Regions from separate parts of the Homo sapiens genome. Here region 1 is linked to region 2. Evidence: chromatin contacts called from ENCODE Hi-C data. All regions are on one chromosome and are shown on one strand. The core of a region is the stretch at or near the end of the contact, and the rest is flanking DNA. Distances in the headings are between cores, read along the strand shown. Region 1 has its middle 76 kb from the start of DLEU7-AS1. Region 2 has its middle 130 kb from the start of DLEU7-AS1.

Region 1 (4,688 bases), core at 1,027-3,526, 53 kb before region 2:
GTTTGTTGTGAGGCTTTAATGATAGTTATATAAAATGCCTACCTAGTAAATGTGTGATACTTAACAGTCAAAGCGGAAGTTACTATTATTATTTTGTTAAGTGGGCTTTATTAGAAGGAAAAACTGTGGAAGGAGAATTGTTAGATCAGAAAGAGAATGTCTCTAGTGTGATCAACTAAAGATTGAGAGATATGAGACAGGAAATGTGTGTGTGTGGGTGTGGGCAGGTAGGGGACAGAGTTGAGGAGTTGGGTGCCCCCCTTAACGAGTGGGGAGAAGCTGGTGGGGAGATAGATCCCTTGCATCAGTCTCTGGGTGGTGTTATGAGTCCAGAAGAACTTGGATGTATTCTAAACATACAGGTAAGATCCGTGAATCCACCAGGCATTCCTCTAAGCAGAATTTTTGAAAAGCTGCTGAATACTGAAAGAGTATGGATAGTAATTCTAAACTTCCTAGTAGGTGCAGGACATTCAATTCATCTAGGGAGAAATATGAGGACATTTGGTTTGTGTGCAATAATCTAAAACATTGGTTCTCAGGCTGGTTAAAAATGAGAATCACCTGAGGAGCTTTCAAATCCATTGATGCTCTGGCTCCACCAGACATAAATTCTGATGTATTTGCTCTGGGTTGAGGCTTGAGCATCATCACTGTTTTTAAAACGCTTTCTCAGATGGTTCTAATATGCAGACAAGTGCTGAGAACCACTTATCTAAAACAATGGCATGCTGTTGAGATCTTCTATTTCCCTCTGACAAAAAGAAAAGGTAGTCAACTGTGTGTGTGTGAGTGCGCATACATGCGTGTGCGTTTGATAACCAGCAGATTAAGCAGCAGTAAGGCACACACAAGTAGAAACCATCTGATGCCCTCAGGACATCACAGTGAGTGATGTTTTTTCTGGTCCACAGCCATATCTGCTCAGGGAGCCTCCTCTGCCACACTCTGGAAGCACTCTTGAGAAAGAGGCCCTTACATAAGTTACTATGCATACTGTGTTTCAACAGTGTTTGGCAGATGACAAAGGCTTGGGAAGTGTTAGTTGTTGTTACTACTGCTATTTTGTTAGGTCATCTAATAGAATTCATTTTGAATTTTAAAAAAAGGACTCAAAGAAATTTAACATAGTGTGATCATTTTTCCTTTGGGAGTTTAACTCATTCTTTCAAGTCTTGCATACCATTGAACATAAGCACATAAGCTTTTTTTTTTTTTTTTTTTTGAGATGGAGTCTCATACTGTTGCCTGGGCTGGAGTGCAGTGGCTCGATCTCGGCTCACTGCAACCTCCACCTCCTGGATTCAAGTGATTCTCCTGCCTCGACCTGAGTAGCTGGCATTACAGGTGCCTGCCACCATGCCTACCTAATTTTTTGTATTTTTATTAGACATGGGGTTTCACCATGTTGGCCAGGCTGGTCTCGAGCTCCTGACCTCATGATTAGCCCACCTCAGCCTCCCAAAGTGCTGGGATTACAGGCGTGAGCCACCATGCCCAGCTCGAACATGAGCTTTTTTTAAAAAGCAATACAGTAAGTGAGACGTGATGGAGATCACTAAAACATGGATGATGAATTATAAAAAGAAAACCTGTCCTAGCTTGTAGAAATGGATACTTGTGGTCTGGGATAAAATTTTCTGTGATAGTATTACATCTGTATTTAAAAATTGCTGTGTTATAGAAACGTGGGTGGCAGAGAAGATAGTTTTGGAAAACTGTTTTAAAAAATCAGAAAGGGTTTCCAGTGATGGCAAAGTTGCTGACAGCCAAGATGCACACGACACATGTGAACAGATTGTTTCATGAAATATCAGAGTAGAATAAAGCAATATTGCAAAGTATGAGTGTATATAATTTTCTTTTCAGTTTTATGCAATTAATATACATATGTGTAGATTAATAAATGGAATATTATAAGTAGATTTTTAACGATTTCACTTAGAGGCTTAAATATTTATATGTTCAAATTGGCAAAAAATGTTTTTAAAATTTTCTGTTTCAAAAAATAGGCATTGGCTTTGTAATTGGGAGGGACTTGTATTCAGGTGTGTAGATAATTAAGGAAAATGTAAGGAAAGGGACTAATTAGGAAGAAAGACAAAGACAAACAGCCTCCCTTTCCTTTGTTTATACTTCTTAGCAATTATCAGTGCAACATTTTAGAATAAGAAAATACTTCTAAGTCATTGAATTGTAGACTTGCCTGGGCTTGTTCTTGGGCCAGTGAGGTTTTTAGAAGAAAGCTCACTTCCTGCAGTAGCCATGGCAACTTCAACAATACAGGCCCTACCCTGCCAGCTCCAATCTGTCCAACAGATTCCCAGGGAGGAGAAATATGTTATCACAATAAGAGATGATTTCCAACTTTTAACATTTTTAAGTAGGATATTTATTGTTATTCAATTCATAAATCCACTCATCTTCAATCTCAGCTACCTACCACCTCAAAAACACATATACATGTTGCCAGTGGAGGGCCTTGACTACAAGTTGTCCAGGTTTTTGGCATTTTGAACCAAGAATTGGACAAAATGCACAAGCAAAGCAATGAAAGAATGAAGCAATGAAAGCACAGATTTATTGAAATGAAAGTACACTCCACTCAAGAGCACTGGTTACAGAATTTTCTGGGGTTTAAATACCCACTACAGGTTTCCCATTGGTTACTTGGTTACACTCTCCATAAATGAAGACTTGGCCGACGACCACTCTGGTCACAGGAGGTGACCAATCAGAGGCTGAAGTGAAGTTACAAAGTTAGACATGAAGACTTGGGCCACGACCTGTCTGATTGGTTGCAGGAGGGGACCAATCAGGGGTACTTTCCATTTTTCATCGGCTATGCAGTGTAAAAGGAGTAGCCTCTGATCCTTTTGTTATGTGGGTGTGGAGAGGTGGGGTTTTCCTTTTGATTAAGTTCTAGGAAGTCAGTGAATCAGCCATGGATTCCCTGTCTCCAGACTCTATTTATTCTCCTACCTCACACCCACACACAAACACACACACCTTCATTTGCTCCATCTTTTTTTATCTAATTCTCTCAAAGATAACCAACAGAATTTTGGTAATCTTGGGATGCAGAATTTTGGGATGCAGCCATTGAGTGAATTGCCCACAGATTTGAAGTTGTAAAATGCCTTTTCTGCCTGCCTGAAACACAACCACAGAAATTCCAGTTGCATGCCACACTCTGATTTAAAAACCAGGAGATTCCCTGGAAAGTATTTTTACTTCTATGTTCAAGGAAATATTCACCAGGATGGAGACCCCTCAGCAGAATCTAGAGGAAGCACTGCTCTCTGAGTTCACTTATCTTATATTTTTTCTACTATCTGCCCAGACAAACTCTTGAATTTGAAAGAAAAATTCTTAAACTTACTCAAAATATTTAACCAAATCAATCTGCTGGGCTTTTCTAATTGCAAGTGATAAGCAATGAGGGAAATATATTGCTCTCATTGTTTTAAATACTCTTTCTCTTACCTTTCCTCTGCTCTACCACAACCATTCTGCTTACATGGTTGACCCTTGAACAACATGGGTTTGAGTTGCTCAGATCTGCTTACTTGCAGATTTTTTTCAGTAAAAGTTACACTGAGTGTGCTGCCTCCCCTTCCACCTCTTCCAGCTCTGCCACCCCGAGACAGCAAGACCAACCCCTCCTCTGCCTCCTCCTCCGCAGCCTATTCAACATGAAGACAACAAGCATAAAGACCTTTATGATGATCCACTTCCACTTAATGAATAGTAAATATATTTTCGCTTATGATTTTCTTAATAACATTCTTTTTTTTTCTAGCTTACTCTATTGTAAGAATATGGTATATAACACATATAACATACTAAATATGTGTTAATTGAACTGTTTATGTTATCTGGAAGCCTTCTGCTCAAAAATAGACGATAAGTTAAGTTTCAGGGAGTCCAAAGTTATAGAACACACACAACCCCATTAAAAAGTGGGCACAGGACATGAACAGACACTTTTCAAAAGAAGATGTATGCGTGGCCAACAAGCATATGAAAAAATGCTCAACATCACTAATCATCAAAGAAATGCAAATCAAAACCACAATGAGATACCACCTCACAACAGTCAGAATGGTTATTATTAAAAAGTCAAAAAATAATAGATGCTGGCAAGGCTGCAGAGAAAAGAGAACACTTATACTCTGCTTACACACTGTATTATAAATTAGTTCAGCCACTGTGGAAAGCAGTTTGGTAATTTCTCAAAAAACTTAAAACAGAAGTACCATTTGATCCAGCAATCCCATTATTAGGTAAATACCTAAAGGAATAGAAATATTTCTACCATAAAGACACATGCACACAAATGATCATTGTGGCACTGTTCACAATAGCAAAGACATGGGGTCACCCTAGGTGCCCATCAATAGTAGACTGAATAAAAAAAATGTGGTACATATATATCATGGAATACTATGCAGCCATGAAAAAGAATAAGATATTGTCATTTGCAGCAACATGCATGGAGCTGGAGGTCACTATCCTAAGTGAACTGACAAAGGAACAGAAAACCAAATACTGCATGTTCTTTCTTATAAGTGGGAGCTAAGCACTTGAGTACACATAGACATAAAGGAGGGAATAACAAACACTTTAGCCTAATTGAGGGTGGAGGGTGGGAGGAGGGTGAGGATCTGAAAACTACCTATGGAGTA
Region 2 (4,133 bases), core at 804-3,303:
ATAAAATGTTTCCTTAATGCTGACTGCATATCAGAATCACCATCTCAAATATGTAGTGGTCTCATCCCAGACCTGCAAAGGCACTGTGTGTGTGTGTGTGTGTGTGTGTGTGTGTGTGTGTGTGTGAGAGAGAGAGAGAGAGAGAGAGAGAGAGAGAGAGAGGGAGTTGTATTTGTTTGTTTTAGAGAGAGACTATTTATTCTTATAAAGCTCCCCACGATGCTGACGTATACACAAGTTTGAGAACCACTATCCTAGACACACACTTGTCTTCTCCTTTCAAGACTGAATATCAGAAAGTATTCAATAAAGATTTGCAAAATGAATGAGTAGATGAATGCCAGTTCTCAGGACATCTGAACCTTTCCTAATCACTAATGTTGACTATGCAGAACTACAAAAGTGTTGCTTAAGTCACCTTAAGTCTAAACCAGTAGTTTTTTACTTCAGTATGCCCAAGAATCACTTTCAGGGCTTTTAAAAAAATACATATCCCTGGGCCCATCTGCAGAGGGTCATATTGAGTAGGTTTAGAGTAGGGACCAGGAATCTGCATTTTTATTAGCACTCTAAATGTCTCCTGCAATGACATTTTTTGAAAAACACCACATTCAAATCATGGGTAGAAGATGCTGTAGCACAGTTTGAAACAAGTCCTACTATCCAATCCAAATAGATCACTGGCATTCATAGATGTGGTCACATTACTAGTTAACATTTCGTCTAAAATTTTATCGAGAGTAAAGAGCCTGGGATGCTGGCTCAATTGATGCTCTGACTGGTACTGTGGAGTTCCAGTGGCCATTTATGCCTCCATCCCTTACTATCTGGTGCCTGTCCCTGGGGCTGTCTTCAAGTCAGGTGACATCAAAAAGAATGGAGGTCAAATCAGGTAGTTCTAGCCAGAACATTTTAGTGAAAAGAAATAATTACAAAATCATTTTTCTTTTATAAGGTATACATGGATTCCTGCCCCATCCCCAAAGTAGAATAAAGATAGGAAAATACTGATGCAATGTGGTGTGAGATTATTATGGGTCAAAATGACTAATGCTGGATCAAAAATCAGAACAGGAAGGAGACAGGAATTTCAAAAATGAGCAACTCCAAAATAATAGGAATGAAAAAAATAAAAGTTAGTGTCACAGGTCAAATGTTTAGATCCCACATTGTCACTCCATTCTGGTTTTCTTTAACACCCCTGCTTGAACATTTTTACAAATTTCTCAGACAGGATCATAGTCTTGCTTTTTGTTTCTTGGTGTCTACTGGTGTGAAAGACAGCTTTTCCATGTTGTAAGAAAACAAGCTGCTCAATCTGATTTCAGGTCTTGTCTGACACCATATCGCAGACCACACACAAGGGGCTGGTGGTGTCAGCACTCTGCAGAAAACTTGTCATCATGTCCTCAAGTGTTGTGCACAGGGTTATTCCATAGGAGTCGGGAAAAGCCTGACAGCCATCTGAACCAAGGACTAAGGACCCCAAGGGCAGCATAGCCATGGCCAAATGTGAGCCCCAAGTGCCCCACATTGGCATGAGGACCCTCTTAAAAGGTGAGGGAACTTCTTCACAAGGATCAAAGCAGTAACACTTCTAGGAGACATTCACAGTTTTCCATGTTGGCTGAATCTCTCATTGTATCTTATGCACTAGCCAACTTGTGCCTCGAAGCTGAAGTGACGTCACGGAAAAGAACCCTCCCCAACCAAAATTGCTGAGATTGGCACCATGATTTGTAACCCAGAAGGAAAAAGCCACAGTCTCTTTCACTGTCTCTTTCGTTTGTTAGCCTGCCTGCCCACCATCCCTCCCACCCCCGGGCCTGGGGGTCACTCTGTAGTAGGCAGCCTGAAGGGGGGTGTCCTCTGTCACTCCCTCTACTTTCCTCTCTTAACAGTGAGCCCTTCCTCCCACACACACCACAAAGCCAAAAGAAAGGGATTAAAGCTGATGACACACAAGGCGGATGTGTGACCAGCTCAGGTTCTAGGGCCAGACAGCCCTGGATTCCAGTTCCACTGGGTCACTCACCACAGTGTGACCTCAAACTGGTTATTTCAACCCCCTGAACCTCAGTTTTTTCATCAACTTTGATGTTTAAATGAGGCAACACATTCAAGGCATTTAGCATGGATCTAGCAAGCTCTCCACCCCAACATCTCAGTCAAAGGGAGGCAACTAACAATCGCAGGGGTAGCAGTGACAATGGAGGCTGAGAAAAGCTTTCATCCTGTGGTCTCTCAGGCTTGCCACAAGAAAAAGAACACAGAAAATTCTTATTACCTGGAGATGTACATCCATCCACTACTTGGTAAGCAGGAGTCTAGCTATTTATAGACCTGACAGGCCTACAGAACAAATCCCTGATTGATTTGTAGCGCCTTGTTCTCATCCAAACTCTTCCACTGCAACGATGCTTCTCTGAAGAATAAACCGTCATTTGGTTTATGACATTGTCTATGTAGCCACTCATTAAAGGAAGCAAAGACCAGCCAACAATCCTGGATTCTCTTTCAAGGCCTCGTGAGTCTCCTCTGCCCTCTGGCTGGCTGAGGAGTCACCAATGACATCAGCCAGATGGCTGACACCACACATAACCCCCAGGCTGCTAAAGTTTAAAGGGTCCCTGCTTTCTCCTCCTTGGCTGTAGATGGAAAATTGGAGTCTCTGGGGGTGGGGAGTTTGAGGGAGAATCCAGCCAAGAAAGGGAGTCGGCAGAGAGAGGAGGGAGTAGTGCCAGCTATTCATGTTTCTGCGACTCGCCACGCACAGTATGGGCATTGTTTGAAATCACACAGACATTGTCCTATCCAGCCCTCAATCATATTAGCTGCCCAGCCATTTTTCCACATTAATCATTCAAACTGACATGAGTAAATAATACCACATGTGGTCGTGATGACAGTTGTCTCCATAATGTATTCATCTCAAGGTACTCATGGTTTTTACTAAAATAAAAGTGCAAGTGAATGACTTTAGAAAAATCTGCAGTCAGGATAGCAGCAGCTATCTTTATGAGGAGCGGTATAAACACTCAAATACATGCTGAAGAGGTTGAGGACAGTCAAGAGTGGTGAATTGCACTCTTAGCACTGGGAGGCCTTACGATTTTGGAGAGACATAGAAACAAATTAGTAACACTCAGTCCCCATTTCACATGCACAAGTACAGAACCACTCCCAACCCGCTCTGTCCCTTGCATTTTTTGCACAGGACTCAAGCAATCTTTGTTGAAACTGACATGATCCTTTGGACAAGCATATCCTGCCTTCCCATCTTCGCTTCTGCTTTCCTCAAATATTGAACACTTGGTTTATGCCTAGTTTTGTGCTGGATGCAGGAAATGCCGAGAAGAAAGACATAGCTCTGGCCCTGGCAGAGCTAGAGCATTGTAGGGGCTGGGACAGGAGGGAAGGAGGATGTACAAACAAACAATGACCATCCAGTGAAACATGTACATTAGTTTCAAATCCCAGGTGAACATTGTGTAGAAAGAATTGAAAAAATTTAGCCATCCTTATGGGGCATAGTGCCTGTTGATTCGAGCTTGATAAAATAAGGCCAAAATAATTCTTCCCAGTGGATCTTTAGGGATTTGGTTGAGGAAAAGCTTAGGAAAGTGTTCTCAAACATGACTATGAGAATCACTTGGGAGCACTTTTACAACTCTACCCCAGACCTGCTGAATCAACATTCCATCGGAGATATCAGAAATCTGTTTTGTAAGAGCTAGAGAACTTGTCCTGAAACCAGCCTGCTGAGCAAGTAACTATACTGGCTTTACTGAGACTATCAACTAATCTGTAAGAGTTGACTGAGATAGGAGTGAGCTGAAGCTCAGCCAAGTTCCCCTGAGTCACTGCCACTGTCACAGAAGAAAAAATTTTGAAGCATTCACACTGTGGTGAGAATTGTTAATGTTTGTTCCCTCAAAGGGCAATGTGTGAAAGAGGAAGAGATCTGCCATCTGCAGTGATAGACACTGAGCCCTGGGTCACATGCAGGTGGGCAAAGGGGATATCACACCTTTAAGGAATCTCAAGGCTGGAAGAGGACATCCAGCCTTTGCCTCCACCAAATGAGAGTCCACTCAGCAACATGCCTGCTAGATAAGGCTCTGCTCGGACAC

Evidence for each region. Hi-C counts contacts between places; a loop is a spot of excess contacts on that map.
Region 1: a map of mammary epithelial cell shows a loop between it and region 2 (5-fold over the local background). The contact joins two enhancer-like sites. A Hi-C loop is called at or near these places in 3 of 168 maps with a recorded cell type or tissue (cardiac septum, gastrocnemius medialis and mammary epithelial cell).

What each region holds. Positions count from the first base shown.
Region 1 is chr13:50,729,144-50,733,831 of GRCh38, reverse strand. It overlaps a transcript of DLEU7 not described here. Among named protein-coding and RNA genes, the nearest start is that of DLEU7-AS1, 76 kb to the left of the region's middle. RefSeq lists an enhancer at 2,146-2,345. Within about 2 kb of position 2,276, at least 2 of the 41 ENCODE cell types and tissues checked have a DNase peak (open chromatin) inside an H3K27ac peak, as active enhancers do; they include mammary epithelial cell, where a contact is called at or near this core.
Region 2 is chr13:50,676,496-50,680,628 of GRCh38, reverse strand. No RefSeq gene overlaps it. Among named protein-coding and RNA genes, the nearest start is that of DLEU7-AS1, 130 kb to the left of the region's middle. Within about 2 kb of position 2,053, at least 5 of the 41 ENCODE cell types and tissues checked have a DNase peak (open chromatin) inside an H3K27ac peak, as active enhancers do; they include mammary epithelial cell, where a contact is called at or near this core.